Regions from separate parts of the Homo sapiens genome. Here region 2 is linked to region 1. The links are chromatin loops, found by intact Hi-C in ENCODE. Cell type or tissue: OCI-LY7. All regions are shown on one strand. Links, peaks and the distances in the headings refer to the core of each region. The heading gives the core; the rest is flanking DNA. Region 1 has its middle 690 kb from the start of LRFN5. Region 2 has its middle 750 kb from the start of LRFN5.

Region 1 (16,995 bases), core at 4,545-12,544:
AAAATAAAGACTTTCTCAGACAAACAAAATTTTAGGGAATTTGTTGCCAGCAGATTTTCCCGAATAAAATGTTTCAAGAAGTTCCTTAGAGAGAAGAAAAATGATATAGGTCAGTTACTTAGATTTCATAAAGACAAGAAGAGTATTAAAAAAGGAATGAGTAACAGCAAAATAAAAAATTTTGGCTGGGCGCGGTGGCTCACGCCTGTAATCCCAGCACTTTGGGAGGCCGAGGCGGGCGGATCACAAGGTCAGGAGATCGAGACCATCCTGGCTAACACGGTGAAACCCCGTCTCTACTAAAAATACAAAAAAAATTAGCCGGGCGCAGTGGCGGGCGCCTGTAGTCCCAGCTACTCGGGAGGCTGAGGCAGGAGAATGGCGTGAACCTGGGAGGCGGAGCTTGCAGTGAGCCAAGATTGTGCCACTGCAATCCGGCCTGGGCTAAAGAGCGGGACTCCGTCTCAAAAAAAAAAAAAAATAAAAAAAATAAAAAAATAAAAAAAAAATAAAATAAAATAAAAAATTTTATTTTTTATTCTTAATTGATCTAACAAATAAAAATTTGTTAAAAATATAACAATAGTAATACTGCGCTTGATTATGTATGTCTGTATATATTATATAGATGTGTGTGTATATATATATATATATATATATATATATATATATATATGCGCACAGGTGTACTGATACATAAGTGAAATGAATGCAGCCATAAAAAAGGACAGGATGGAATAATTAGGATTGTTTTGTTTTTATAAAGTATTCACATTACCTGTAAAGCTACATATTGTTATATGAAAGTAAATTTGGATTAGTTGTAAATGTACTTTGCAAACTCAACAGCAACACACAAAAATAGACAAACAAAAAGCAGAAGTCTAACTGATATCCTAAGAATGGGCAGAAAATGAAACCACACAAAATGCTTGCTTAAACCACAAAGGGGGAAAAAGTGGAAGACAAAAATAGAAATAAAGAATAAGATTAGGCCAGGAATGGTGGCTCACATCTGTAATCCCAGTACTTTGGGAGGCCAAGGTGAGCAGATCACCTGAGGTCAGGAGTTCGAGACCAGCCTGGCCAACATGGTGAAACCTCGTCTCTACTAAAAATACAAAAATTAGCCAGGCATGGTGGCAGGCACCTGTAATCCCAGCTACTTAGGAGGCTGAGGCAGAAGAATTGCTTGAACCCGGGAGGCAGAAATTGCAGTAAGCCGAGACAGCGCCTTTGCACTCCAGCCTGGGCAACAGGAGAGAAACTCCAACAACAACAAAAAAGAATAAGACTAACAAATACAAAATAATAACAAATATGATAGATATTAATCCAGCTAAAAAAATCATTGCTTTGAGCTGAATAGTCTGGATTGATCAATTGAAAGTCAGACATTTTCAAAATGTATCATAAAGCAAGACTTATTATATGTTGACTAAATCAGTTCAATGGAGGAAAACGTATACCAGGTTAATACTAATCAAAGAAAAAATTAAAAGTAGTATCTTTCAGATAGAGCAGACTTCAAAGCAAAAGAAATTATCAGGGATAGAGAACATTACATAACAATAAAAGGGCCAATTTTCCAAGAAGATAAACAGTTCTTAATGTGTATTAAGAACTAAAAACAGATTATCAAACTATATGATGCAAAAATTGATGACACTTAAAAAAAAAAAGATGAATCCACACTACCATACTTCGAGAATTTAACAGCCCTCTCTGAGCAATTGACAGATCCACCAGGCAAAAATTAGCAAAAACATAACTGAACTCAACACCATAAATCAACTGGATATAATCAACATCCAATGATTTTATCCAACAACAGCATAATATACATTCTTTTTAAGGTCACATGGACCATTCATCAATATAGACCACATTCTGAACCATAAAATACAACTTAGCAAATTTAAATAAAAACTATACAATGTCTGCTCTCAGATTATAATAGAATTAAAACTTAAATTACCAACAAAATGATAGCTAAAAGAGTCCAACAAATGAAGAGATTAACACATTGGTTGAAGAAGAAATCTCAAGAGAAATTATAAAATATTTTGAAGTAAATGAAAACAAAAACAAAAGTTATCTAAATTTGTGGCAGTACTTAGAGGGAAAGGCATAGCATTGAGTACATATATCAGAAATGAAAAATCACCTGAAATAAAGAATCTAAGTTTCTACCTTAGAAAACTCGAAAGAGCAAGTTAAATGCAAACAAAGTAGAATAAAAGAAATAGAGAAGAAATCAATAAAATTCAAAACAGATAATGAATAGAAAAAATAAAAAAACCTTGAAAGCTGTTTCTTTGAAAAGATCAATAAAATTAAAAAGCTTGTAGCCAAGTAAACTAAGAAAAAGAGAGAGGACAAAAATGACCAATATCACAAGTTAAATAGGGAACATCTCTACAGATCCCATGGACATTAAAAGCATAATGAAGGAATAGCATAAACAACTTTGTTCCCCCAAATTTTATAATCTGGACACAATCAGCCAATTCCTTGAAACCTACAATCCACCAAATGTGCACAGGAAGAAATGAAGAATCTGAATAGGTCTATATGTATTAAACTAATTGAATCAATATTTAATAACTTGACAAAAGAGAAGAAACTGGAACCAGTTAGGATTACTGGTGAATTCTATCAAACATTTAATGAAGAAATTATACCAAATTTCTACTATCTCTTTCAGAAGATACAAACAGAGGTAGTATTTTCTAACTCATTTTATGAGGGCTGCATTACCTTAACACCAAAACCAAATAAAGATAATATAAGAAACATAAACTAGAGACCAATATCTCTCCAGAACAGATAAAAAAAAATTCAACAAAATATTAGCAAATAAAATACAAAAATGTATATAAAAATTACATACCATGATCAAGTGATAATTATCTCATGTATGCAAGGTTGGTTCAACATTTGAAATCAATTATTATAATCAATCACATCAACAGATTAGAAAAGAAAAATCATATGATCATATCAATAGATAGAAAGCAAATGACAACTCAATACCCATTCACGATATAAACTGTGTAAATTAGTAAGAAAGGAGAACTTTATGAATTTGATTAAAAAAACCTACAAAAAATCTACATTGAACATCATATGTAATTGTGATACTTTCTTGTCTGATTGTTCAATACTGTTCATACTCTCTTGCCTGATTATTCTGGTTAGGACTTCTAGTACTATGTTGAGTAGGAATGGTGAGAATGAGCAAACTTGTCTTGTTCCAGTTATCAAAATAATGTTTTGAGCTTTTGCCCATTCAGTATGATGTTGGCTATGGGTTTGTCATAGGTGGTTCTTATTATTTTGATGTATGGTCCTTCAATGCCTAGCCTGTTGAGGGTTTTTAGCATGAAGGGATGTTTGATCATATTGGAAGCTTTCTCTGTGTCTATGGAGATAATTATATAGTTTTTGCTTTTGATTCTGTTCATGTGGTCAAACACAAATATTGATTTGTACATGTTGACCCAGCCTTTCATCCCAGGATTCTCCCTTGGCAACTTGGTCATTGCTTTTGGCTAAGTTGCCAAATGCAACTGCAACAAAACCAAAAATAGACAAGTGGTATCTAACTAAACTACAGTGCTTTTTGCACAGCAAAAGAAACTACCAACAGAGCAAACATACAACCTGCAAAATGGAAGAAAATATTTACAAACTATGCATCTGACAAAGACCTAATATCCTGAATCTAAGAAACTTAAACAAATCAACAAGCAAAAAAAATCAATAAATCAATAAAAATAAATATAAAAACCTTATTTAAAAATGGGCAAAGGACATGAACAGACATTTCTCAAAAATGTTCAGCATCACTAATAATCAGAGAAAAGCAAATCAAAATCACAATAAGGTACCATCTCACATTAGCCAGAATGGCTATTATGAAAACAGGCCAGGCATGGTGGCTCATGCCTGTAATCCCAGCACTTTGGGAGGCTGAGGCGGGTGGATCACTTGAGGTCAGGAATTCAAGACTAGCCTAGACAACATGGTGAAACACTGACTTTACTAAAAATATAAAAATTAGCCAGGTATGGTGGTGGTTGCCTGTAATCCCAGCTACTTGGGCGGCTAAGGCAGGAGAATTGCTTCAACCCAGGAGGCGGTCATTGCAGTGAGCCAAATTTACACCACTGCATTCCACCCTGGGCGAAAAGGCAAGACCCCATCTCCAAACAACAACAACAGATGTTGGTGAGGCTGTGGAGAAAAGGAGCACTTATACATTGTTCGTAGGAATGTAAATTAGTCCAGCCACTGTGGAAAGCAGTCTGAACAATCTGGAGTTTTCTTAAGGAATTTAAACCAGAGCTACTATTAGACCTGGTAATCCCATTACTGGGTATGTACTGAAAATAAACAAACAAAAAAAAATTCCACCCAAAAGATGCATGCGCTTGTATGTCCATTACTGCACTATTCACAAAAGCAAAAATATGGAATCAATCCAGGTGCTTATGAATGGCAGATTGAATTTTAAATATGTGGTATATATACACCGTGGAATACTACATGGCATGAAAAATAATGAAATCATGCCCTTTGCAGCAATATGGGTGGAGCTGGAGGATATATAATCCTAAACAAATTAACACAGGAACAGAAAAGCAAAGGCTGAGTGTTCTCACTTGTAAGTGGGAGTTAAGCATTTAGCACATGTGGACATAAATATGGGAACAATAGAGCCTGTGGACTACTATAGAGGATGGAGGGAGGAGGTGAGTTTAAAAACTACTTATTGGATACCACGTTGACTACCTGGGTGAAGGGATCCATACTTTATACCCAGGCATCACATAATATTCCCATGTAACACATCTACACATGTAGCCCCAGTACCTAAAATAAAAGTTGAAAAAAAATTTTTTTTTTTGAGACAGAGTCTCACTCTGTCTCCCAGGCTGGAATGCAGTGGCCCAATCTCGGCTCACTGCATCCTCCACCTCCTGGGTTCAAGCGATTCTCCTGCCTCAGCCTCCCGAGTAGCTGGGACTACAGGTGTCCACCACCACACCCAGCTAATTTTTTATTTTTAGTAGAGATGGGGTTTCACCATATTGGCTAGGCTAGTCTCGAACTCTCGATCTTGTGATCTGCCTGCCTCTGCCTCCCAAAGTGCTGGGATTACAGGCATGAGCCACCGTGCCCAGCCTTTTTTTAAATTTTTTTTTTTGAGGTGGATTCTCGCTCTGTAGCCCAGGCTGGAGTGCAGTGGTGCTATCTCAGCTCACTGCAAGCTCTGCTATTGGGGGAACCCACCCCGGATAATGCACGTAGGTTTTCTTCTATTTTCCCTAAGTGTCAGCTGGTCTGAGAAATAAACAGAAAGAGTACAAAAGAGAAAAATTTTAAAGCTGGGTGTCCAGGGAAGACATCACATGTGTCAGCAGGTTCCATGATGCCCCGCAAGCCTCAAAACCAGCAAGTTTTTATTAGTGATTTTCAAAAGGGGAGGGAGTGTACAAATAGGGTATGGGTCACAGAGATCACATGCTTCACAAGGTAATAAAATATCACAAGGCAAATGGAGGCAGGGCGAGATCACAGGACCAGGGCAAAACTAAAATTGCTAATGAAGTTTTGGGCACGCATTGTCATTGATAACATCTTATCAGGAGAGGAGACAGGGTTTGAGAGCAGACAGCCAGTCTGACCAAAATTTATGAGGTGGGAATTTCCTCGTCCTAATAAGCCTGGGAGTGCTATGGGAAACTGGGGCTTATTTCATTCCTTATCTACTATAAAAGACAGACGTCCCCAAAGCGGCCATTTCAGAGGCCTCCCCTTAGGAATGCATTCTCTTTCTCAGGGATTTTCCTTGCTGAGAAAAAGAATTCTGCGATATTTCTCCTATTCGCTTTTGAAAGAAGAGAAATATGGCTCTGTTCCACCCGGCCCACGGGCAGCCAGACTTTAAGGTTATCTCCCTTGTTCCCTGAACATTGCTGTTATCCTGTTCTTTTTTCAAGGTGCCCAGATTTCATATTGTTTAAACAATTTGTGCAGTTAACGCAATCATCACAGGGTCCTGAGGTGACATTCATCCTCAGCTTAGGAAGATGATGGGATTAAGAGATTAAAGTAAAGACAGGCATAGGAAATCACAAGAGTATTGATTGGGGATAAGTGTCCATGAAATCTTCACAATTTATGTTCAGAGATTGCGGTAAAGACAGGCGTAAGAAATTATAAAAGTATTAATTTGGGGAACTAATAAATGTCCATGAAATCTGCACAATTTATGTTCTTCTGCCATGGCTTCAGCTGGTCCCTCCGTTCAGGGTCCCTGACTTCCTGCAACACTCTGCCTTCCAGGTTCACACCATTCTTCTGCCTCAGCCTCCCAAGTAGCTGGGACTAGAGGTGCCTGCCACCATGCCTGCCTAATTTGTTTGTATTTTTAGTAGAGCTGGGGTTTCACTGTGTTAGCCAGGATGGTCTCAATCTCCTGACCTTGTGATCTGCCTGCCTCGGCTTCCCAAAGTGCTGGGATTACAGGCATGAGCCACCATGCCTGGCCAAAAGTTGAAATTTTTTAAAAAGAAATGAAAGTCGTGCAGATTGGGAAGGAAAAAATAAAACTGCTTTGGTTCACAGATGACATGATAGTGTAAAAAAATCCCTAAGAATCAAAAATAACAGGATTCCTGGAACTAATAAGCACATTAAAAAAATGTAATACTTTAGTATAAATCTAAGAAAATATTACAAGATTCATGTAAGGAAAACTATAAATTTTGATGAAAGGAATCAGAGAAGAACTAAAGAAATTAATAAATATTTCATGTTAATGGATCAAAAGACTCAATATTATCAATATGTTTGTTTTTTCAATCTTAATCTGTAGATTCAATGCAGTCCCAATCAAAATCCCAATCAAATATCAGACCAATTATTTACACTTAGCAATTAGCGTCCGTTACTCATGAACATTTTACTCCATGTGGTGAATTACAAAGGCACATATCATCTAAATGTGCAAGAGAAGGGTTTTCACAACAGTAGCAGAACCCAGAAGCTTCAATACTGAAGTTACCAGGGGGAGTAGTAAAGCTACTCCTACTGTCCCTTAGGAGAAAGAGAAAGAAAATTTTCTGTTCAGTATAAACAAATTCTCCTGAGCTTTCTAACTTAAGGTTACTCTTTAGTCATACTTTAGCCTGCTTATCAACAACTTTTGTTCAAGAAGCCCTGAACATGCACAAAAATGAAATGTTCACATTGGTTTCCAAAATATTAGAATATGATAATTCTAAGTATCCACTAGATTATGTGCTAAGTGTTTGTGTGTGTGTGTGTGTGTGTGTGTAAACACACATATATATTTGTGATTGAGATGACAAGAAGGATATTATTTAGCTATTAAAATATAGCAGAGTGGTCAGTTTCAGAGGCTCACAAAGTTAAGCTCTGCCTTATTTATTTTTTATGATGTACCAGATATGTATCATATAAAAATAAAAATATTTGATATTTAAAATAAGAAAATTTATATTACAAATGGGAGCAAACACTAAAAGGGCTTATACCTGTGTTTAAGTACTTAGGCTTCTGAATGAGTGACAGAGCTTGCCAACCTATAGCAAGAAATATACATTAAAAGACCTCGATTTTTATTGAATAGAAGTTTGTAAATCTTTGAGTTTTCATGAAATTCCTGAAATTTGTGCTTTAGATACTAAAAATAGTTATTAACAGGAAAATTAATTGTCTTGATTTTCTTACATACATTTTATAACAGAGTATTTTCCACTGTGAATAATACAGGAGATAAAAAGAGTCTATTATACTGAGTTATATTTTCCAAGCATTATTTTAAGTCTTTTTATAAAAGCCAAGACTCTGAAATAAATGTGTTTATTATATTTCATGTATGCCTGAAAGAAAACTAAGTAACTGAAAAAAGGTCAGCTGTAAAAAATCAGCCTTCAAACACCCTGATGTTATGAATTATAACTACTGCCTGTTGTAGATGCAGGGGATGACTCCTTCAATATCTGAAAACATGTGCCTTGAAATTTTCAATTACTCTCAGGGAACCAAACATTTCTTATGAAAAGTATTTGACAAGGCTGGCTGAAAAATGTGACTCTGCAGAAGGAAATGCCATTGGATCACTGGAGTGTGATTGAAAGAAAAGTAAAAACCAGAGTTCCGGCTCTTCACAGCTGAAAAGGAAACTACACATGGTATCAAGTCTCCTGGGAGTAAACTCAAGAAGGCCTTATGCTGACATCAAGTGACTTTTAGTGCCAGAAAAAGACAACACATTTTACTATCATAAATTAGAAATAAACACATTTAATAATTTACACACCTCAATTCAAAATTCGACAGATGTATTTATAAATTATTTTATATAAAATTACATAGTGACAGAGTTTAATAAGCAGAAATTACAGGAGTTAAATGGAGACATAGCCATACACACATAATCATGTAGAGAATAAAGAAGGAGAGAGGTATAATTAAAATTATCAACAAGTTAGACCTGATATTTCCCAAATGTCATTTCAAAAACATCACTTCTATTTTTTCTCAAAAACCAATCACATCCCCATCTTACCAAATTTTTCCTCATACAAAATCCATAGCAACTTTATGTAACTTGATAATTTAAATATCATGCACTCCTATGAAAAGAGAATTAGTGGAAGCTTGAGTCATCTTCTAATATAGGGAAATTTGGAGTTGTTCTAAAGCAAGGATGCCATCTCTTCTTCATTCAGAGAAAATATATTCTACCCATTTTGAAACTAGTAGTCAAAATACAAACACAGATTTATTCCAATGAGGAAAGAATAGGCGGGGCATGTGACTCACATCTGTAATCCCAGCAATTTGGGAGGCGAAGGCAAGAGGATCACTATAGCCCAGGAGTTCAAGACCAGCCTTAGGCAATAGAGGAAGACCCTCTCTCTGTAAGAAAAAAAAAAAAAGGAGAAAGAATAAAATGCCTTCTATTTCAGCCTTGTCTTGTCCTCGATTATTCAGGGCATCTTTCAATACATTTCTATTGGTTGGTGCAAAAGTAATAGCGGTTTTTGCCATTGAAAATAATGGCAAATTGAAAGTAATTTGCCATTACTTTCTATGGCTATTACTTTCGCAGCAAACTAATACTAAAAGCTTCAATTCTTCTAAAAAATAAAAATGGATATGTGCTAATGACTGATTACATGCTAACACTGCCTACTAAGGTACTGCCCAAAAGTAGACAAAAAATAAAAAATAAAAATAAAAATAACCTAAAATAAACTATTTTAAATGTGTCTCTTTTCATCCTGGGGGTACATCAATCATAAATCTTACAGCACTGAACAACTAGGTCACAATTTTCATATAATATGGCTAAAATATATTCTCAACTATTTTGCGGCATGCAAAATGCAGCATGAAATAGCTTCAGAACTATGAACAATATGTTAATCATACGTTTTCGTCCAAGAGATAAGGAAGCACCCTATATTTCCATATGCCCAAGATACATGCTTGAAAGTTATTTTTTTCAAAGAAAAAACATTTTAAAGTTTTGTATCTCAATTAACAATGTGCTTTAATTTATGTGATGGAAAGTAGCTTTGTAAAAATAATTTGATAGAAATAGATGTTGAATGGACAATCTCAAACAACTGAAACAAAATAAATAGTTTAATAAAGTCTTCAAGGCAAAATGTTCATATGGGCAGCGTGCGAGGGAGAAGAACCTGTAATGAATTAAGTTTAATATTATTTGTATTTTATATTGTCTTTACCTAAAATGTTTATTTTTGCACCTTAATATTATTAGCAATTGCATATACTGTTTAATTATGCAAACACTGTTGTTAAAAATTCTCTGTTTAGGAATATTAAATGTGTTTTCATTGCTTATTAGGTTTTTTAATGCTAGGGTATACCGTGTTTATAGTTTAACTATATTGTTCTAATGTTTGAAACATTGTGCCTTTATATAACTACACAAAATTTAATGCAAATAATAAACTAGTAGATATTCTTAACTATTGAAAGCTATTTAGAATATTACTGCTGAAGGGAAGAAATTGACTTCCTTTTCACTTAATGCTGGTAGCTGGTATTAACATAAACACATGTTGATTTAGTGAAATACTAATTCTATCTTTAGAAATGTACCTTTTATTGCACTAAAGAAGCTATAAAGGGCCTTTTTGAGTTTTAATGAGCCAAGACAAATATAGTTTGATCTTTCTGACTTAAAACCATATATAATTTTTAACTTGAAGGAATAAAAACACTTTAAGTCTACATTTAGCTTTATTTCTCCGAGTACCATATTTGTAACTGATAATTCAAAAAGTGACCTACATTTTCCTGGAGATTGCAAAATAAATGTCATACCTCTGTGCATATTAATGTGATTGTTCTGCATTTTAAAAAAATCAAGTTAAATTCTGTACTCATGGTTTAGATTGATTTCCCACCAGGTGAAGGAAATAAAGTATAATCACTGCCTTTGATTAAATGAAGCAAATAGCAATGACGATGTGCTAATGTATAAAAATTGACAGCAGTAAAAAAAACTCCAATAACATATATTTGGCAAAGCATGACCAGTACATATGAAATTCCTTTCCACTTTCACTCACTAAAAACAAGTGAAATAATTCTCACTGTAGTCTATCTACATGAGATAATACTGAGAGAAAAGTTTATTTTTATAACAACTTTGTTAATTGCATTTAAATTGCATTAAATCATAACAGATTATTTAACGAAGTCCTGATTGGTCCTGTGAAGGTTTTAGACATACTAGTAGTCTCTATATTCATCTCATAAAGCTATCATTAAATTATGACTGTTTTATTGAAGTTTACTTTAATAGAAAGATACAATATCTATATTTGTGTCTACATTCTTTCAATTAATATAATATCTGGGAGTATCATCCATGTTCTTGTATGCAGCTGTAGTTGGTTCAATTTTCATTGTTGAGTTTTCCATTGTCTTTATATATGGCAATTTATTTATCCATTCTACTCTTGATGGGCATTTGAGTTTTTGTCAGTTTGGTATGATTATAGAAAAATTCTGTAATAAACTTACTTGTACTATTTCTTTGTCACTTGTGCCTGTATTTCTCTTGGAAATACAGCTAGAGGTGGAACTCCTGTGTCAGATTATGCATACATTCAATTTTAGAGTTAACAGTAAATGGTTTCCTAAAGTAGTTGTACCAATTTATACTCCCAAATGCCTCTAATGTATAAGGATTTCAATTGCTTTACATTTTCATCACTACTTGGTACCCAAGGCCTTTTTAATTGTAAACATTCTAGATGAAATTTTTGTATAATGTGTAGTGGCATTGTTTTTTCAGTTTTATTTTTTATTTTCTTAAATTCAAATGTATTAAACAACTTTTCATGTCTTTTTGACTATATGAATATGCTTTTTTATAAAGTACCTCTTCAAATTTTTTGTTTATTTTTCTTTTGGGCTTTCTATTTTATTGATTGCAGTTCTTAATCTAGCTTAATGCATTACAAGCTTCCACTTGACCACTTACTTTTCACTCTTTTCTAAAGTTAGAATAAAGAGATATTAATAAAATGAATTATTGAATTACTCTTTGATGAAAATTAATAACTCATCAAAGAGTTATTAATTTTGATAACTCAATTCATTAATATTTCTTTATGGAACTCAAGTTAGTGATATTCTCTACACTAATTAACAAAAGATTGCTGTTTTTCCTCTCACAACTAGATCAGTAAGTAGATCTGGAACTGTTTTTGTATGTGATAGGAAGGAGGGGGTTAATATAATTTTTCTAGGTGGACATCAAATGGTCCTAGCATTGATATTGAAAAGACAAGCCTTTTCTCCACTTCTTTGCAATGCTGAATTCTTAATCAAATGTTCAAACATGCATTGGTCAGCTTCTACCCTCTCCATTCTGTCATTTATCTGTTTGCTTATCTTTGGTCCAATAGCAAAGCCTAAATAACTAGAATTTATAATAAAGCTCCCAGCATCTTGTTCTTCTTTACCTCATATTCTTCAGTAGTGTCTTTGGTATTCTTGATCCTTTGCATTTCCATGTAAAACTTTGAACAGGATTGACAGATTCAGGGGAAAAAAAATTCCATCACCTATAATCTACAAATCAATCTGAATTTGGGGAGAATAGACATTAAAGCAATCTAATCCAGGAACACAGCGTAGTAATGCATCACTAATGACACTATGGGTTCCATGGTGTTATTTGTGTTTTATAGTATTGCACTAAACACTATAAAAAATATGCAAGAACCACAAGAGATCACTTTTTGCTGCTATACGCCATTTACTAGAGAAAGGAATTGCTCACAGAAAAATAATTAGTGTCATATGGCATTTTAAGCGAATACTTGCAACACTTGAGCTCACTGCAATAGCAACAGGTGTTGACTATGAAATTATAGTAGTACACTATGTACTACAGTTAATTTTATGTAGTTATGATTTAATACTGCATCTTTACACTTGTTTACATTTATTTTTGTTGTGAATGGTGCCCTGTATGGTCTGTAAGTGTTTGTGTGGGAAAGTTTTGATAAATTTTAACTTTGTGTAATAGATTTATATTTACTTTATGATAGCATGTGACAGAATAGTATCGGCATATATTTTATTCATTCATGATATAATTTTTCCTTCTTTTGATATTTCTAAGCTATATGGTTTATCTGAGAGTTTTTTCAAATTGTTGCAAATACCCCAAAATTTTTCTAATGTATTTTTTGAAAAAATATCTATGTATAAGTGGACCAATTCAGTTCAAACCCATGTCATTCAAGAATCAACTGTATATAATTTATTTTATTTTCTTTAATTTCTTGCAATAATATTTTTAGTATTTAGAAATACAGGAGAAAAAAATTACATATTTTATTAGTTTTTATGGGCACTTTAATAACATTTACGGTGATATATATTCAATATCAGTTCTAAGTTGTTTTCGTTTATGTGTAAAAACACAATTGATTTGTCTACAACACCTATACTATCATGTCATCTGTCAGTATTTCCTTCCAATCTTTTCACTTAGGTTTTGGCTTATCACATGGATAGGACCATAAATACAATGTGTATTAAAAGTAGTTTTCATGGGCATTCCTTCCTTGGTCCTTCACTCAGAGAAAGTTTTTGGCATTTCATCATTATGTATGTTCACTGTAGCTTATTTTATTTTTTTGTATGTGAACTTTAGCAGATTAGGAAATTCGCTTTTCCTTCCTACTTTATTAAGTATGACTAAATTAAATTTACTGAGACTTTATATTTCATGAATGGTAGTTGAATTTTATTAAATTATTATTTTTTCTTTGTTAACATATAATGTTTCTCCTTAATTACCTTTAAACATTAAATTACACTGGTTGACTTTTGGCTCTTAAACCGTCTTTGTTTTTCTGATGCCAATACTTTTGAGCCAAAGGCCACCATGAAGACATCTGCATTTTAGAAATTGAGTTTATTGATTCTTGCAGCAAGCAGAAACACACACCATGAAAAACTCCAGGATGTCTTAGTAAGAAGCTCATAGAACTTACAGAATTTGAGTGCCTTACCTGATTTTCAGGAGGGTTCAAGGAAGCAGGATATTTGTATTGGATACTTTGAGGATCTGGAGACAATTTTATAATGGGATAATTTACTAAATTTTATGTATTTAGTGAGAGAAATGAAATAAGGACAAAGTTGTCATTGGTAAAAAACATCAATAACCCATATTAACTAATATAGCAGGATGTTTAGCCATTCTTTTGTAGAGAAAATGTTCATGTTATTTTTGTTGTTGTTGTTGTTGTTGTTGTTCTGTGTCAGACATGGTAATGAAGTGGTTATTTTTGGCTTGATTTACCATGATCACAGAGTGGCTTTGTCTGATGTTGGTGTGCTACGAAATTGGTTATGTTTAGCAAGAGAAAAACAAAACCTAGCTGTGATTACCAAGATAGCTCTTGGCAACATCAAGTCATAAATTATAGTGCCAGTTCAGCTTCTGGTTAGCCAAAACTGCTTTTCCCTTTTTCACTAGAATTAATAAACAGTGGTGCATTGTATTAGTACTGTGTTGGTTGGCTGATTGTATTTATAATTTTTGCATAGATGTTTATAAATGATGTTGACTTTAGTTTTCAGATTTTTTTTTTTCTTTTTGAGACACAGTCTTGCTGTCACCCAGTCTGGAGTGCAGTGTCATGATCTCAGCTCAGTGCAACTCCACCCCCCAGGTTCAAGTGATTCTCCTGCCTCAGTCTCCTGAGTAGCTGGGATTACAGGCATGCTGTAATTTTTGTACTTTTAGTAGAGATGGGGTTTCACCATGTTGGTCAGGCTGGTCTTGAACTCCTGACCTCATGATCCACCCGCCTCAGCCTCCCAAAGTTCTGGGATTACAGGTGTGACCCACCACATCTGGCCAACTTTAGTCTTCGGAATGTTCTTGGATGTTGGTATCATGCTTATGGTCCTTTAAAATGAGTTTAGAGCTTTTTTTTTTCAACTTTATGGAAAAATTAATGTAAATTTTGTATATCTTCTGGATGCTTTCCTTATATAAAAATATGTAATTCCCTAGTACACCATAAAGATAATACATCATCAATTTAACATCATAGATTTAAAAACTATTAATAAAATGAATTGACTTAAGGCAGTCCATTTAAAAATATCCCCTACATTAATTTTCAGCAAACACATCTCATATGTTTTAAATGATTGTCATGTATCTGTTTGAATAGGATTTCCATTTATTTTAATCTCAATTTTAGCTGCTAAATTGCAACTAGCCAAACTTGGAAATATTCTATAACTTCCAAAATAGTTAGGTGTATGCTTTATCTTTTTACTCAATCTGACAAAATAAAATGCCATTACTCTCAAAAATTGGGAATAGAAAAATATACCAGACTGTCCTTATCAAAAGTTTTAATTACTCTATAGTAGAATGTCTCTCCTAATTATTTGTTGTAATGACTAGAATTACATAAATGAAGCTCTACTAACTCCTAGGTAATAACTCTTGATAGATCAGGAATAGCAAACCCTTTGTAATCTCAACACCATGATTTTAGGTTAGTTGCGGAAGTAAGACCTATATTACATATCTCAGCTGTTTAATCATCACCCTAGAAGTGTTTGCTTTAGAAATGAAAAGTGATGTGTGTGTGCTGCTAAAAATTTTACCTGTAAAGTAACAGAGTTTCTTAAGATAACAGTTGTGACATACACACATATATGTATACATAAAGAATTGATTGCTAAACTGAGGAAGACTTAATAAGGTTGATTGTGTAAATGTCATTGTTCTGGTTATGATCATGTATTAATATTATATACAACATGCTACTGCCAAGACCAGATCAGTTGAGGAGACCCTAACCCAGCAGCACTAGAGGAATTAAAGACACATACACAGAAATATGGAGTGTGGAGTGGGAAATCAGGGGTCTCACAGCCTTCAGAGCTGAAAGCCTCAAACAGAGATTCACCCACATATTTATTGACAGCAAGCCAGTGATAAACATTGTTTCTATAGATTATAGATTAACTAAAAGCATTTCTTATGGGAAATAAAGGGATGGGCCCAAATAAAGGGATGAGCCCAAATAAAGGGATGGGATCTGACTACTTATCTGCAGCAGGAGCATGTCCTTAAGGTACAGATCGCTCATGCTGTTGTTTGCAGTTTAAGAATGCCTTTAAGCCATTTTCTGCCGTGGGTGGGCCAGTTCTTCCTTGCTGTCATTTCGGTAAACCCACAACATTCCAGTGTGGGTGTCATGGCCATCACGAACATGTCACAGTGCTGCACAGATTTTGTTGATGGCCAGATTTGGGGCCAGTTTATGGCCAGATTTGGGGGCCTATTCCCAGCATGTCCCCCTTATTTGTATTGCAAAGTGATAAAAGCAAAGGCAGCTTTGTCATGGTGAGCTACTTCTTGCAAGAGTCAGGATCCGCATCTGCAGACTATACAAAGACAAACAACACAGATTAAAGCACAATCATCATTGAAATTGCAGAGCTTCCAAGTGTTTTTATCCATTTTAATGGGTTACTAGCTGCTAATCTGTCTGCAGCTCCTTCAAGCACTCTAGTTCCAGGCATTAAGGTCAGGTGTGCCTGGGATGCTTTAAATATTTGTTCCCAAATTTTGATATTATTAAGAACCTTTAATAGTTTCCACAAATCCTTATGTTTAGCTTCTACAATGGGCCATATCATTTGAGGTTGAGTACCACTATGCCGCCATGTTTCCAGGTAATAGGAATTCTTGCTGTACTACTTACCATTTCTACAATCTTACTGTTTTGTTCAGACCAGCTGAACATAGTGAGGCTGTGGCACACAGATTGAGAGGTGCAATTCAAGCTAAACATCCCCTTAGGGGACCAATCAATAATGATTCCATAGGAATCATTGCGCAGCACCTCTGCCTGTTCTGCAATGCAATCTTCCCAAACAAGTACATTCATTTTTTCTGGCCAGGTCCAAATCTGTTTACAAATAGGTATTTGAGGGCAGTATGCCTCAATTATAGAAGCAGATTTATTATGATAAATACTGAGGTCAGAAAGCATGTGTAACCGTGTCATAGAGTGATTACATCCAGGCATTATTGCCAGCCAAGATTGATAAATATGCCCAATAAGTATAATTGTTCTCTGTGTCGGCCCTTGTTGAAGGAATACTCGCAGCAATGGTGATCACCGCTATCCTAGCTACCATTAAATTACTCATTGTGACTGTTTGTCCTGCTTTTCTCAGATTTTCTTCCGCCATCTGTGACAGCTTCTTGATCTGTCCCCAGGTAGGTGGCTGTGTTTGATGGGTGTTGCTCGTGACAGTTGGGGTTCTTCTCAGCATCAGTCTCAACATGACTGCAACTGTGGGGTCCTTGGGATCCTCCCGGAATCTCTTCTTCATCATCTGGCTCATGATAAG
Region 2 (16,995 bases), core at 3,971-11,970, 54 kb after region 1:
TTGCTCCTGGGCCCTAGTAAATCTGAATGACTGACAATGGGGCACCAAGTAACTGTGCAACCTAAAATGCCCGTTGTGAATTGGGTTTGTGTAACTCACTAGACAATAAAATGGGATGTGCATAACGGAAGTTTATTATAGTATAAAAATTACACATAAATAGCAGGCTAAAACTGGTCCAAAAGACCCAAGTTAATTGCAGAAGTTTGGTTTGCTACTTCTCTGTCAAGGGGACCTATGGCCTCTGACCAGTTAATGGTAGAAAAACAAATAGCCTTTGTTTAAGGATGCCATCTTTCACCGTATGCCATCTTTCACAGAACTGGATGGCTGCACCACTAACAGGTGGCTCTGCACAACAGTGGAAAGTGAAATCTTCACAGTGAGAAGAATTTCAGGTGATACAACTAGTATCAGATTATACAACTGGTATTATATGCTTCATGTGAAAGGAAAAATGGGAACAAGAATGAGAAATGAATAGGAAATTTTTGGAGAGGAGGCATGGGGCTGGACCTCTTGTAATGAGAACATAGTGACAAGGTAAGTCAATAAATATATGAGGCCGGGCATGGTGGCACACACCTGTAATCCCAGTACTTTGGGAGGCCGAAGGGGATGGATCATCTGAGGCCAGGAATTCGAGACTGGCCTGGCCAACGTGGTGAAACTCTGTCTCTACTAAAAATACAAAAAGTAGCCAGGCGTGGTGGCACGTACCTGTAATCCCAGCTACTAGGGAGGAGGGAAGAGAATCACTTGAACCCGGGAGGCAGAGGTTGGAGTGAGCCGAGATCACGACACTTCACTCCAGCCTGGGTGACAGAGTAAGAATTCATATTAAAAAAAAAAAATATATATATATATATATATATACACACACATGTATATATAAATGTGTGTATATACGTATATATACACACACGTGTGTATATGTATATACGTGTGTATATGTATATATGCGTATATGTATGCATGTGTGTGTATATATATGTATATATGAGATGCAAAAAAGAGTTATAGCTTTCCCTAATAGATTATTTGTAACCAATAATATCTTAAGAGGTCAAGCGAGGTGTCTCTCACTTCAGAAGACATACTGCAACATGTCTCAGACCTTAAGGATTTAACTGATGTTTTTGGCTACCAAACATCCATGAGGTGTTTCTCCCACCCTCTCATACATATCTTAATAAGGCATATAGGATATGTGAAACTTCCTCCTTTTCAGGTCCAGTGCTAATACCATGAGTACTGTTTCATATACATATCATAAAATACCATATATACACATATATGTGTGTGTATATATGAGTGTATATATATATAGTACTTTAATTTTGTTTTGTTGTCTGTCTCAGGAGAGTAGCTATAAACTCTACAAAAACTTTAGTCTTGACCTTATAGGGCTCCAGGGATTTGGTCATAGTAGTTTACGATGTGCTGTCTCTATCCTGTCTGACAGCCTAATGCCTAAGTGTCCAGCTTGTTACCAGGTAGTTCTCTCACAGAACACTTTTTTATACTTGCAGATGCCCTTGTGTCTCTTGTTTGAACTATGTCCAGTTTATTGCTACCAAGATAGCCACACTCTAGGATAGACCCCTGATAGGAAAACAAGCTAGGTTTAGGTATCTGGGTCAGGCCAGACACAGAGAAAGCAACTCAGCAAAAGCATGAATTAGAAAGGCAGTTTATTACGGGTCCTACATAGAAGAGGGCAGCACACCTTGCAGTACCAATGGAAAAGGAGGAGCCATTTAGGATATGCATACTTAATCAGTTGGTGGAGATGAGGAGAGAGAAATGGAGCAATGAACCTATGGACTAAAGACATTATTAGGGTCTAGGGCATTATCCAAGCAGGTTTTCCACAGGAAATTCTAATTAGTGGGTTAGGACAAGTAGGCACCAGTTCCCTGGAGGTAAGAGTCAAACTGTGACTGAGACATGGTCACTGTGTCATATCTGTGCAGTCCAAACCAGCTGTGGGGGCCAGTGGGACAAGTCAAGTAGTTAGCATCCAGCTGGGTCATAAGCAGGTGGTATAAGGCATATATCTGGGTTAAGTACATGGAGAAACTATGAGAAGGTGGAGAACTGGAACTGGAAAATGTCAAGGGTGGCTCTGTCCTGCTTTTGATATAAGAAAATTAAACTTCTATTTAAAAATGAATGCCAAAGCAACATAAAAGTATGGGAATTTACTACTCTCTCTCTCTCTATATATAGTAAATATATAAAGATATATATATAGAGAGAAATATTTCTCTATAGTTACTTTTTCTCTCTCTATATATGTATGTATACATATATATATATAAAGAGATTTTTTTACAAATACGCACACAAATATGAATGCACATATGTATAATTTTAAAAAGTAAAACTCATCAATTATACTTTCATACCTGGCCTAAATATATGAATACCTAGTTGGCACAGTGAGCAGAATGCAGTGTGTCTGATTGGAAGAATATTTTAGAATATCATCAAAAACTTTCAACTACATATATATTAAATTCAAGAATTTCTATAATTTTGTTTAGTAAAATCAAGTGATATGGTTTCAAGAAATAGTGCTGTTAAAGAAGGAAGCAGCAATGAACATTTTAAACATTGTGCAGCATTCTCATGAGGAAAGACCCCCAAATCCGGAGTGTCTTTGCCACCCAGAAAAAATAACAGCATTATCCTCTAAGTGAACAAAGAAGGGTGAAGGAGAAGCAAATACAGTGGCTACATAAGCCATGATGTTAGATCAGTGGCTTTTCAACACATATGAAAGGTGCTGAAGTAAATTTATTGATTAGAACACGAGAAAATGTGTTGCAGTATTTTTTCAGTTACAATGTATATTATATAGATAGCAAAACACATATCCCCTTGAAGAAAAAAAGAATTATAATTATGCTTATAATAACCTGAGATTTAGAAATAACAAAAATAAAGGACACAATAAGAATAAGGGGTAATGGCTCGCTCTTTTCTGGTGTTTGGTGATAAGGATTACCATTCATTCTTATATTGAAAAATAACATTTCATTGCATCTTCTGCTTTTCATTGCATACATTTTGTTCTTTCCTTCACAACTGCCATTGGTTGCACAACTGTAATTCAGTGTTAAACAAAAAAAGTCAGTATAACCTGCCTTTCAATTCATATTTATTTTATACAACTTTTATTTGGGTGAATTAAAGTAGAAAGACATGTATAAAACAGATACTTTGGGCAACATAGATTAGGAAAGGCCAGGGTAAATGTTATTTATTATCCATTTTAATCTTATTTTGCACTTAATTAGAATAGTTTCATTCAGGATCTGTAATCTGACATTAATCTTCTTTTCTTAATATAGATGAAATATGAGCTTAATAAAAATTTTGTAACCTATCATCTTTAATTCAAACAGGATTTCTTACCCGTTACAGCTTTAGCTTTTCCCAGCAGCATGGTAATGTCAGTTATCATTTGTCTCTATAAGGAAATTTGAGAACATAAAGATCTTTTTATATATAAAATGATATTTGAAAATTTTCATGTATTTTGTGGCTTAGCCAGAAAGCTTCACATGAAGTATTACATATGACAGTTTTATCTGTGTTATCTATGCATAAAAGAAGGACATTAAGAAATTATTTTCATTTTTGTGGGCAAACAGGATATACAGTATAGAGAAGAATGTGGTTTTGGACTGAAATTTTTAAAATGATATTAAGTTGTTTTTCTGAATTATTTAGATATTTCCATATTTTGTATAGCTACTCAGAGTTTCCTGTATATAGATTGCTTATTTATAAACAAATGCTGGCTATGAAACTTTTCTTCTATTTTCCCGAAGTCTACTTCTCAGAAAAAAAAAATGACTAGTTGGGTTCAGGTAGAGAAAAAAATGATTTTTTTTTACTCATTCATAGCATGAAATGTTTATTGATTCAACAAGAATATTTTATTATTGACCTTTTTACAATATATTAACCGTGTTTCTGTTTCAAATAAAGAACAGAAATCAGAATCAGCTTTTTATGACATCTGTGTACTATTTCTAGCTATCAATATTCTAAAATGTCTCTTCACAATCTTTTAAATAAAGCCCCAGCTTATAGGTATGTCATTAGATTGCTTTTGGTCTATCATTAGTAAAATCACCTTTCTTCAGACTTTTACCAAAGAATGTTTGCTGCTTTTTTTTTCCTTTGTAAGAAACATTATAGAATTTCACTTATAATATCCTCCAGCTTCGTGTTGCTGCATATGACAAGATCTCATTTTGTTTAATGGCTGAATAGTATTCCATTGTGTATATATACCACATTTTCTTTATTCAAGATGGACATTTAGGTTGATTCCATATCTTGACTATTACCAATAGCACTGCAGTAAACATGGGTGTGCAGTTTGACACCCATGACATACTGATTTTATTTCCTATGGATACCCAGCAATGGGATTGCTGGATCATATGGAAGTTTGATTTTTAATTTTTTGAGGAACCACCATAATGTTTTCTATAATGGCTATTCTAATTTGCCTACTCATAAACAGCTTAAAGGAGACTTCTTTTCTCTGCATCTTTGCCAGCATGTTTTTTTTTTTAATAATAGCCATTCTAACTAAAGTGAAATGATACTCATTGTGAGTTTGATTTGCATTTATCTGATGATCTGTGATGTTGAACATTTTTTCATATATTTGTTGGCCATGTGTGTCTTTTTTTTGAGAGCTGTTTAAGTATTTTGCCCATTGTAAAATTGGATTTGTTTCTGCTATTGAGTTGCTTGAGTTCTTTACATATTATGAATGTTAACCCCTCCTCCTTCGCGTAGGTTGCAAACATTTTCTCCCATTCTGTTGGTCACCTCTTCACTTTACTGAATGTTTCCTTTGCTGTACCATAGCTTTATAGTTTGGTGTAATCCTATTTGTCTGTTTTTTGGATTTGTTGCCTGTCCTTTTTGAGGTCTTATTCAAAAACTTCTTGCCCAGTATAATTTGATGAAGTATTTCTCTCCTATGTTTTCTTTTTTTTTTTTTTTTTTTGAGACTGTGTCTTGCTGTCTCCCAGGCTCTAGTGCAATGGCGCAATCTCAGCTCACTGCAAGCTCTGTCTCCTGGGTTCACGCCATTCTCCTGCCTCAGCCTCCCAAGTAACTGGGACTACAGGCGCCTGCCACCACACCCGGCTAATTTTTTGTATTTTTAGTAGAGACGGGGTTTCACCATGTTGGCCAGGATGGTCTTGATCTCCTGACCTTGTGATCCGCCTGCCTCGGCCTCCCAAAGTGCTGGGATTACAGGAGTGAGCCACCGCGCCGGCCTCTCCTGTGTTTTCTTCTAGTAGTTTCATAGTTTCTGGTCTTACATGTAAACCTTTAATCAATTTGCAGTTTATTTTTTATATGGTGGGAGATAGGAGTCTAGTTTCATTCTTCCACGTGTGAATATCCAGTTTAGCCAACAAAACTTTGAAGAGATGTCCTTTCCCCACAGTGTTTTCTGCACGTTTGTTGAAAATCAGTTGGCTGCAAATATGTGGATTTATTTTTGTGTTCTTTATTCTGTTCCATTTGTTTATGTGTATAATTTTATGTCAGTATCTTGTTGCTTTGGTTACTATATCTTTGTGGTGTATTTTGAAATCAGGTATTGTGATACCTTCAGCTTTCTTCTTTTTGCTGAGGATTACTTTTGCAATTTGTAGTCTTTTACTATTGTGTTAAGTGAAATAAGGCAAGCACACAGAGACAAATGCTGCATAATCGTACTCATATGTTGTGATGGTTAGTATTAAATGTCAACTCGATTGGATTGAAGGATGCAAAGTATTGTTTCTGGGTGTATCTGGGTGTTTCTGGGTGTTGCCAGAAGATGGTAACATTTGAGTCAGTGGATTAGGAGAGAAAAACCTACCCTCAAGAAGACCCACCCACAATATTGGTGGGCACCATTCAGTCAGCTGCCAGCATTGCTAGAAAAAGCAGGCAGAAGGTGGAAGAAGCTGACTTGCTGAGTCTTCTGGCCTTCATCTTTTTGCTACGCTGGATGCTTTCTGCCCTCAAACATCAGACTCCAAGTTTTTCAGCTTTTGGACTCTTGGACCTATACCAGTGGTTTGCCAGGGGCTCTTGGGCCTGCAGCCGCAGACTGAAGGCTGCACTATTAGCTCCCCCACTTTTGAGATTTTGGGACTTGGACTGATCCATTTCTGGCTTCCTTGCTCCTCAACTTTCAGACGCCCTGTGGTGGGACTTCACCTTTTGATCATGTGAGTCAGTTCTCCTCAATGAACTCTGATATAGTTTGGCTGTATCCCCACCCAAATCTCACCTTGAATTGTAATAATCCTCCTGTGTCAAGGGTAGGAACAGGTGGAGATAATTGAATCATGGGAACGGTTTCTCCCACACTGTTCTCTTGGCAGTGAATAAGTCTCATGGGAGCTGATGGTTTTATAAATGGGAGATCCCCTGCACAAGCGCTCTTGGCTGCTGCCATGTAAGATGTGACTTTGCTCTTCATTCACCTTGAGCCATAATTGTGAGGCCTCTTCAGCCGTGTGACTGTGAGTCAATTAAACCTCTTTCCTTTATAATTACCCAGTCTTGGGCATGTCTTTACTAGCAGTGTGTAAAATAAGTGGGAGCTGAACAATGAGAACACATGGGCACAGGGAGGGGAACATCACACACAGGGGCCTGTCAGGGGGTGGGGGCCTAGGGGAGGGAGAGCACTAGAAGAAATACCTAATGTAGATGATGGGTTAATGTTTGTAGCAAACCATCATGGCATGTGTATACCTATGTAACAAACCTACACCTTCTGCACATGTATCCCAGAACTAGGCTCAGTCTACTGTGTCTAGAATCAAAATGATTAGATTGTAAATCAGTTCTTCGAAAATTAAGTTTTTGAGCCTTGAATCATTGACTGTGAAGTCTGAGATGAAGATTCCAAGGTGCCAGCTAATTAAATGGTAAACAATACAACGGTCTGGGTGAATAGAGAGTTTCTCAGTTTGCTTTACTTAAAGAACCAAAGAAAAAGTGCCCAAAACAGCACACTATTAGCAACTATAGTCTTTATGTTGTATATTGGATGTTTAGGTGAGTTTACCCTACATTATCTATATGTATCTTGTACTATCTATATGTATCTTGTAACATCATGTTGTGCTGTATACTTTAAATATACACAATGCAATTTATTAAAATTTTAAAAGATAAAAGTGAAGCTCCATCTGTAAGAATGTTGAAGATTTTGAGTCATTAGTTGTGACATGTAGCTGGGTGCTTACTTTTGTACCCTCCCCCGTTCACCCCAGGCTAAAATGGCATTCTAGAAATAATAACCCAGAACACAATCGTATTAGCAGGTCTTCTTTGATGAGAACTGTCACAGATGTATAAGACTAAAGGTTAACAGCATAAATCTTCCTCACAGAATAATAAGTGAGTGTCTGTGGTATGACAGAGGATACAGAACTGAGAATAAAACCTGAATCTAAAAAAACAGGAAATGAAATCACTCATCTATTGTAACTCTCTTCTTTGGACCATATATGCTGGCTAAAGATCTAGTGATTTTCTTTAGAGATGTGTTAATAAAAGACTATAAAATGTGAAAGCCATTAGGAAATTCAAATATTAAATCATACTAATGAATCTCTGACTGGGGTTTATGTGTGTGTGTGTGTGTGTGTTGGTTTTACAGTAACAAACAACTGTAAATTCTATTCCATGTAGAATGGTAGTGAAATTATGTCAGAATGGACGTAGTACCTCTATTTTACATTATTGGATTACTTCAACAGAATTTGAGCTGTAGAGGAAGGGGTTATACTTATGAATGCTTCTGTGCTTAAGAAGCTTTTATTTGTACACAAAAAAATCGAAGTTCACTCTTGAAATGTATTTTTATAATGGGTGGCATTCCTACTTAAAAATTACCTTAGAAAAGTTCAGTTCAGTTCAGTTTTATTAGTGTCTTATAAATGTATCGTGCAGATATAGCACAGAATTATCATATTCAGGTTTAAGTATTTGCATAACAGTTTCAAAAATAATTTAATATACACAATTATAGCCTCAGCAAATCTTGTTGAGATTTAATTGGATTGTAAACTAATTTTATCTAGTATTCATGTTATTAAACATTCTTGCTGTGTATTTGTTTTTAATTGAAGGAATTAATTTTATAATCCTTAGTGTTCACTTTTTTTGATTTATTCTCTTTGTCCTACATTACCTGGATTATTTCAGCCCTGGAACACTGCTGTATGAATGAATGGCCAGAATTTGCTTTTGTTTTACCCTGTGGACTGTGCCTAGGAATTTATTGGAGATTGGCACCTGAGGTGGGGTAGAAAGTGGGGAGAATTTTTTGGGGAGCTCATTGACATCTTTCATCTACCATATTTGAAATATTCAACATTTTTGCTTCATAAAAAGAATGTGACATTAGCTAATGTGCATTGGGGCAGATTTCTCATTTCATTATTCTTCATTTACAAATGACCTGATTTCCTGGTCTCATTACCTTAAATATAGATTCCTAAGGAATGAGGTTGCCCCACTTAAGGGTTATTACCACATGTTTCTAATATGCCTTAAGGAAACTATTTATTATGCCAGGATGTAGGATGTAACAGTGAACGCTACCTGGATAAAAAAGGACAATGATAAAGGTAGAAACTGACAAAAAGTATATTGACAATAAAGGCATAAAGATAATTCTCATGCTTTCCTGAAGTAAAAAATACTTTAAAATATTAGACAATATATGCATGAAACAAAGCCATTGTTTAAAGGAATCTTTTATCTAAATTATATAATAGATTTTGTAAAAATTTTATTTATATTGTTGTGACTACATTGCATATAATACATTTCTTAAATTTGTATTATAGTAGATGTGAAGTTTCTGTTTTGTTGAATACACATTGGATTGTGATTTTTATGTAATACAACATGTTCAATATTCTTCAGCAAAACACCGTATCAGTTATAAATTAAATAACCAGTAACAACAAGATTTAATTATATAAATGCATTTGAAAAATGCTGGGTATATTTTCAAAAAACCCCTTTTAAAGAATTTATCATAACCTTTATTATAAAAGTTACTGTAATTATTCAAACTGCCTAAGTAACAAAATATTTTCCTTACATATATAACTATTGAAATTATTAAAAAATAAAACATGTAACAAAGTGTGAATTAGCCTGTCACTTATACAAAAATGGGGCAAGTACATTTTTATGTGTGTGCATAATAATATGCTGGAAAATAAATAACATGCTGTATGTTTTCTTTATCAGCAGTCCCCTTTGTTTTAAAGTTTCAATTAATCAGGCTATTTTTGTTATATCCAGCTGATGAAAAGGCCTTCCGTTTGAAAAGCAGACAATAATTTAATATTATGTTTTTTTTAGATGTAGCTTGTCTACTTTGGCCATTTAGAATGTTATTAAAGTAAGGTTAGGACAAGTAAGTAAGTTTAGGAAACACAATTTTCTGAAGTGATGTTAGGAAAGGCATTTTTAAGCATCCACTCTATGTCAAACTATTTTTGGGGGATGTACATAGATAAGCCTATTATGAATAAACATAGTGATCTTAAAAGAATACATTCTAGATAGACCTGCATACACAAAATATCAGTGAAAACACAAAAACAAATAATAGATGAATACAGAAAACATTAAGTGTTGACTGGGTAAAGTAGAAGTCAACCTTAAGTTTACAAAAACAAAAATTGCCATATTCTAAAGTCCTCCAATAAAATAACAATTTTTAAAAAAATAAGCAGTAAATTTGTGATGAAAAAAAAAGAAAGACCAAGGACAAGGCTCTTAAACATTTAATATTTGAAAGGTGGTGGTGGTAGGGGTAACCAGAATCAGCAAAGGCTTTAGAAGAAACATTAAGAAAGCAAAAATAAAAGAGGGATGTTCCAGATAAAATATTTTTTAGAAGAGAAGCTGTTCGAAACAAAATTCCAGGAGGATGTTAAGGAAGATGAAGCCTGTGGAAAGGCCAGTACATTTCTTGATTCAATTAATTGTGATCCTTTAAAGAAAACTTTCAGGCCAGGCGCGGTGACTCACGCCTATAATCCCAGAACTTTGAGAGGCTGAGGTGGGCGGATCAAGAGGTCAGGAGTTCGAGACCAGCCTGACCAACATGGTGAAACCCCATCTCAATTAAAAATACAAAAATTAGCCAGGTATGATGGCGCGTGCCTGTAATCCCAGCTACTCAGGAGGCTGAAGCAGGAGAATCCTTTGAACCCGGGAGGTGGAGGTTCCAGTGAGCCGATATCTCGCCACTGTACTCCAGCAGCCTGGGTGAAAACAGCAAGACTCTGTCTCTAGGAAAAAAGAAAAAAAAAAAAGAAAGAAAGAAAAAGAAAACTTTCAGTAGGTAGCATAATGGCAGGAGAGGAATTTTAAGTTGCTGAGTAATGACTAGAAGTGGAATGACATGTCACCATATGGCATTAGTATAAAAAATTAAAATACAAAAATTCTAAAGACTACATAAATATGCAAACTGTTGTAAATTATTCGACCAATTTTGCTCAGTTTTTGGTGAGCTGATGTTAGCACCTGCAGCAAAAGTATTTTATATACTTTAATATGTAAAAATGGAAAGTATTTAAAAATTGTAGTTCATCTGATATTTAATTGGGTACATTTCCAGTGATAGCTATAATTTTTTAAAAATAAGCTTTTGATTATGTTGGAATGAAGGATGATGGAGAACATTTATTTCATTTAAAACACACAAGAAAATGTAGGGAACTTTAATGAGAGCTGTCACTAGTTTACACAACAGGTAGAAAGTAACTATTTTCTCTTCAGCACACTACTTGTGGTCTTATTTCTATTATATTCCAGTCAATCCCAACACTGATACCAAATTTAATTGTCAAGGAAATTGAGTATTTAAAATAGTATAGCCAGATTAGCTAAAGCATATGCAATCAAACAAATGATTTAAAAATACATCCATGCTGATAACTGAATTCCAGTAAAAATATTATTTTCACAGATAATATTTATACACATTATTTATTTTTCCCCTTATATTTTTGACTGTTAACAACAGGTTTGATTTTTTCTCATAGCATTTAGAATGTCTGACAGCAAATCAATGCATAAAAATAGCATTACTAGTAGCTCTTAGTAAACTTCCTCCTATGCTTAACTAATTAACTTCTGCAAATCATTCATTCATTCATATCACCAAATGAAAAATTAATTTGGCCCTCTAGGATTTATTAAAAAAACATGGAGGAATAGGAGGAGAAAATATATTTATGGGGAAACACAAAGGGGAAATATATAAGAAATATAAAATGGAAAACCAAAAGAAAAATACTAGGATTTGTTCATTTTTAATGGAGAAATATAGTTTAATTTCATTAAAAAATCTTTTTAGGGAGGTGGAGAGAAAACTTAGGCAATGTTTGGAATGTGAGCATTAAGTTATGATGAAATTGTAAAATATCTCTAAGCACTTATAATTCATACTTTGGATCTGACACAAATTATATGTAATACAACAATCTCTGAGTAGAATTTCATTAAGTCCACCTTTGAACATTGTTTATGCCATCTACTTGCTTATAATTTCTTATTTCTGTGACCTATAGAAGAAGAAATTTTACTTAAAAAAACACTTATATTTAATAGACTTCAAATGTTTTATAATATGACCCCAATCTACCTCGCTCTTATTTTTGTTGATCACATCTATCACCCTGAATGTTTTCTCCTATTTCATTTCTTCAAGATTGCACACTCTTCTATTACTGTTTAGAAACTTCTCCTTAAGTTTTTTGTCCCAGCAGTGATGTCAACTTCTCTAATATAATAGCCTTTAGTCATTTTCTTATGATAGAATTTATCATTTTGAATTATAATTTTTCTTTACACATGTTTCCTCCACATAAGAGACAATAGCATTAATCTTTATCTCACGAGCACTTGTGTAGTGCCTGGCAATGAGTGCATAATAGAAGTCTCTTGAATAAAGTCACAACACAGTCTTATTCATATTTTCCTATACTCACCATTTTTATATGCAGCTTTTAAGTTTCATCTCTTTAATCAGGGGTATAGGAAATCTCAAAAACCATTGTGTGTCTTTGACTCTACACTTTAGTCCTTATTTCAATAACTTCAAGCACAAAGACCAATTTAATTGATGTCTGGAGATTCATCAGTATCATAAAAATGTCACCTTAATGGTACTTGTTAATCATACAGTCTTTTTCTTTATCATTTTAGTTCTAAAAGTTAACTGAAAATTGTATATCTCTTTCCTGCTTTGCTCTGCTCTTTTACATGAGGTGATTGTTCATCCTCTCAGGGTTTAGGTGATTACACAGCAAGATTAACTATGTGCAAGAATTTCTACTTCACAGTTGTAAAATAACTATATCTCTCTGTAAAGAACTTAACATTTCTTTATGAGGCTAAGACCATGATATAGATCTTTCAATTTTATTCAAAATTATTAATAAATCATTTTTCTTCTATGGTGAAGGAAGTTAACTACGAACAGAATAATTTATATAAAATGTTCACTTAATAATTAAGACTATAAATGCTACTTTCTCAAAGAAATGAAAGGTGCTCTATATCCCTTGACTTATGAAGAGTATTTTAATAAAGCAACATTTTAGCTATTTCTTTCTTTCATTTGCCTCTCCATTACTTTTTTTTTAATTCAGAGAAAGTATTGAATACCTTCTCTTGAGAATCACCGTGGTAATCATTAACAGATAAATATGTTAACAAAGAAAACTTTGGCTTTTAAGTAATTGAAAAGAAAATAATCTGCTAAATAATTTGATAATAAGTACTAGTTTCAAGGTGGATGTTAACAAAGTCTAGTTACCAAGTATAACCATTTTTCTGACAAGAAAAATATTTTTCTCTGTAAATTAGTAAATAGGCATTCTGGTTATATATTTCAGCTTCTTTTGATTTTGATGAGTTAGCTCCATATATTATGTTAATCTGGGCACTCAGTGTTGTATAAAAATTGTTTTTCTGCAATAAGATTCTGGCAAAAAGCAAATATTGTAGTCAAAGTACAATTAAAGAAAAGTTTAAGTGATTAGATATGAAAAGGGTCAAGAAAACCAACAGGCTTTCTTGATGCACCCAGGTTTGGTAACAGGGCAAAGCTATTACCATCCTTATCCTGAAAAAGAGAAGGTACATGTTACGTCACAGAACCTCAGAGGTTCTGAAATCATGGGGCCTTTTAAAAAGAGCTGTAATGTTTGATACAGGTAAGATAATCATTACCAAGTGATTACTGGCCTTTGGGGGAAGTTTCTGAGGAAATAAATAGCAAACCCCCTCTTGTCTCTCTTCCTCAATACTTCACTAAATGCTCCTATAGGCCAAATTCTACTGGCCAAGAGTTAGTAGAGGTCAGCTTTCTGAGACACAGAGCAGGGAAGGGAAGAGTAGACAGTTGATTTAGAGGACCACACAGAGGACATTCAGCATATACTCTTACCTTACAATGAAAGACACATTTATAATGTTGAAATACTGATTTTTCAAATTCAATTTCTACCTTCCTCAACGGTGTTTGGTTGATACTTTTCTATGCAGTAGATCAGTGATGAAGAGTTAATAAGGACTACTTTACCATAATATTCTCACTCATAGGTGGGAATTGAACAATGAGAACACTTGGACACAGGAAGGGGAACATCACACACCAGGGCCTGTTGTGGGGTAGGGGAAGGGGGGAGGGATAGCATTAGGAGAGATACCTAATGTAAATGACCAGTTAATGGGTGCAGCACACCAACATGGCACATGTATACATATGTAACAAACCTGCAAGTTGTACACCTGTACCCTAGAACTTAAAGTATAATAAAAAAAGAAAATAAATCTTACATTCAAACATTAAATATACACTTTCAGAAATTGAAATGTAGGCCCTGGAGTTTGACAAGGGTAGGAATAAATCTCCATAGGAAAATCCTTAGATACAAATCAAAATAAATTTTGAATAATTTTTCTTCAGAGGTATATTGGGGTGGGAGATTAAAATAACTCTTCATGCCAGAGAGCTGAATTTATCTATTCATATATACTCACTAGCTGGAAGAGTGCCTGGGCCACATTAAGCTTTCAATATCTGTTACATTGAACATAATTTTAAAAATTTACTTTCAGTGCTGTTGCTAGCTCTCTTTGTAAGCTTAGGCAAATCATCTACTCAGCATCATTTTCATTGTCTATCAAGTGGAGTCAGTACTATCAAAGAAGTTTGTTCGAAAGATTACCTGAATTTAAAGGCTGGATTGTTTACTACTGACATAGTTTTAGGTCACATATATAAAAATCAATGATTTCTTATTGTTCAGTCTAATTAATAGTAAATCTTCTTTGTAAATTCTAATGTGAAAAAAATGATAATTAAATTACCAGAGGCTTTTATTTCATTTTCAAAGTTTTCAAATAAAAATATATTAATATATTAAAGGCTACAAAAGCAGGTTTCATGTGCCCTTTTTACTCATCTATTAATAAAACAATCACTCATCAAAATTAATTGAATGCTATGTATGTCCTAAGTTCATTGCTAAGGACATCATTTTTTTTTCTCTTGATATAAGAGATTGGAAAATGCAAGAGAATGTTTTCCTTAAAAGTCAATATAAGATTTTACAGCTGAGTTGAGAAAAAAAATCATAGCATCTAAAAATTTTTCCCCTAATTTCATGCTGGAAAATATTGTCAATATGTTCACTAACCATGCCCATTCTGCTAACATTTAGTTCTCCACACAGGGTACATTTCAGTTGATTAGATTTTTGCTTGCTAAAATAATTTCTTTCTAGACATGCTTCTCTGAAAGTACAATTCCACTGGCATATTAGGGGTTTTTGAACTGTTTAGCCACAAATTTATAGAGCTATCTTAATTCTCTCTCATGGAATGGTATTTGTGTTAACTATGACTAGATCAACGAGTTTAGCTTTGAGAGGGAGTCTTTGTAATCTAATGATTTTTGGTCATTTTCGTGGTATCATTGGCCTGTGCCATCACTTTCTCCACTTTATTGAGAAAGTGCTATGAAAATAATATAGGTAGCAAATAATGTTCTTTTTTTTGTTAAATAATGATGTGATGTGGCAATTTTTCTACAAAATTTTCTCTCTCAAAAAAGGAAAATTGTCTCATTCTTGCTATTGGGAACATTTGCTACTGGGATATTTTAAATATTCTTTCTAATTTAACTATGTAAACATTTCTAAACTTAGAAAATATATTGTAAAAATATGATAGAAAAGATAAAACATGGTGCACATGTACAGGGCACTTACCATGAATGGAGCACTGTAAGTTGCTCTGGGTGAGTCACTGAGTGAATAGTGAGTGAATGTGGAGGCCTAGGACACTACGTTACTGTATATTACTGTAGACTTATTAAATGCTGTACACCTAGGCCACACAAGATTATTTTAAAAATTTTCTTGGCCGGGCGCGGTGGCTCACGCCTGTAATCCCAGCACTTTGGGGGACTGAGGCGGGCGGATCACGAGGTCAGGAGGTCGACACCATTCTGGCCAACACGATGAAATCCCGTCTCTACTGAAAATACAAAAAAAATTAGCCGGGTGCGGTGGTGGTCACCTGTAGTCCCAGCTACGCAGGAGGCTGAGGCAGGAGAATGGCATGAACCCGGGAGGCGGAGCTTGCAGTGAGCCGAGATCACGCCACCGCACGAGACTTCGTCTCAAAAATAAATAAATAAAAATAAAAAAAATAATTTCTTTGTTAAATAATAATTTAATCTTAGCTTACTGTACCTTTTTTACTTTATAAAGTTTTTAAAAACTTTTTGACTCTTGTGTAATAACACAGCTTAAAACATATACTGTACTACCTCCATACAAATTTATTTATTTATTTATTCTGTAACCTTTCTTGTAGTTTATAAATGGAATTTTTAACGTTATAAATTCTTTTGTTAAAAACTAAAGCACAAACACACAGATTAGCCTAGGCTTATTCAGGGTCAAGATTATCAATGTGATTGTCTTCCACTTCCACGTATTGACTTACTTGAAGATCCTAAGCGGCAGTAACATGCATGGAGCTGTCATCTCCTATGATAACAACTCCTTCTGGAATAGCTCCTGAAGGGACTGCCTGAGGATGTTATACAGTTAGCTTTTGTTGTTGATAAGACGAAGGAGTACGCTGTAAAATAACAATAAAGGCTTAGTATACTAAACATACATCAGTATATAGTGATTATCAAGTATTATGCAGTTTACATAATTGCATTGCTATACTTTTATATGACTGGCAATGTAGTAGGTTTCTTTACACCAAAATCACCACATACATGTGGATAATGTGCTACAACTTTTTGATGGCTATGACATCACTAGATAGGAATTTTTTCGGCTCCATTATAATCTTAGGGACTACTACCATACATGTGGTTTATTGTTGACTAAAATGTTGTTACAGGAAACAGGACTAGTGTGTGTGTGTGTGTGTGTGTGTGTGTGTGTGTGTGTGTGTGTGTGCGCGCGCGCGCGCGCTGTTGTTTCTGCTTTTCTGGTTAGCCCTGACTGATACAGCAGTTACAGCTTACTTATTTAATTTTTTTTTAAAGACAAGGCCTTGCTATGTTGCCCAGGCTGAAGGGCAATGGTGTGATCATAGCTCACTGCAACTTCAAACTCCTAGGCTCAAGTGATCCTCTCATTTCAGCTTGGAATACCTAGGACAAACACGTGTCAGCATACCTGACTACTTTTAATTTTTCTTTTTTTTTTTGTAGAGAAGGAGTCTCACTGTGTAACCAAGTCTGGTCTCCAATTCCTGGCCTCAAGTGATCCTCCCATCTGGACCTCCCAAAGCACTGGGATTACAGAGGTGAGCCACCATGATTAATCACTTATTTCATTTTTCAATATACTATATCTGACTGTAATG

Evidence for each region. Hi-C counts contacts between places; a loop is a spot of excess contacts. Peaks named below come from ENCODE experiments on the same cell type or tissue, not always from the same donor. Only the 100,000 strongest peaks of a DNase experiment are listed, where the experiment ranks them.
Region 2: it touches region 1 in a loop (2.0-fold over the local background); 1 of 110 quality-filtered maps calls a loop at or near these places.

Annotation. Positions count from the first base shown.
Region 1 is chr14:42,291,706-42,308,700 of GRCh38, forward strand. No RefSeq gene overlaps it. Among named protein-coding and RNA genes, the nearest start is that of LRFN5, 690 kb to the left of the region's middle. In OCI-LY7, for the core only: no CTCF peak of the experiment used is centred there; a DNase peak (open chromatin) is centred at 8,206; H3K4me3 peaks cover 1,269 bases; H3K27ac peaks cover 1,610 bases.
Region 2 is chr14:42,346,066-42,363,060 of GRCh38, forward strand. No RefSeq gene overlaps it. Among named protein-coding and RNA genes, the nearest start is that of LRFN5, 750 kb to the left of the region's middle. In OCI-LY7, for the core only: no CTCF peak of the experiment used is centred there; a DNase peak (open chromatin) is centred at 7,446; H3K4me3 peaks cover 1,525 bases; H3K27ac peaks cover 1,916 bases.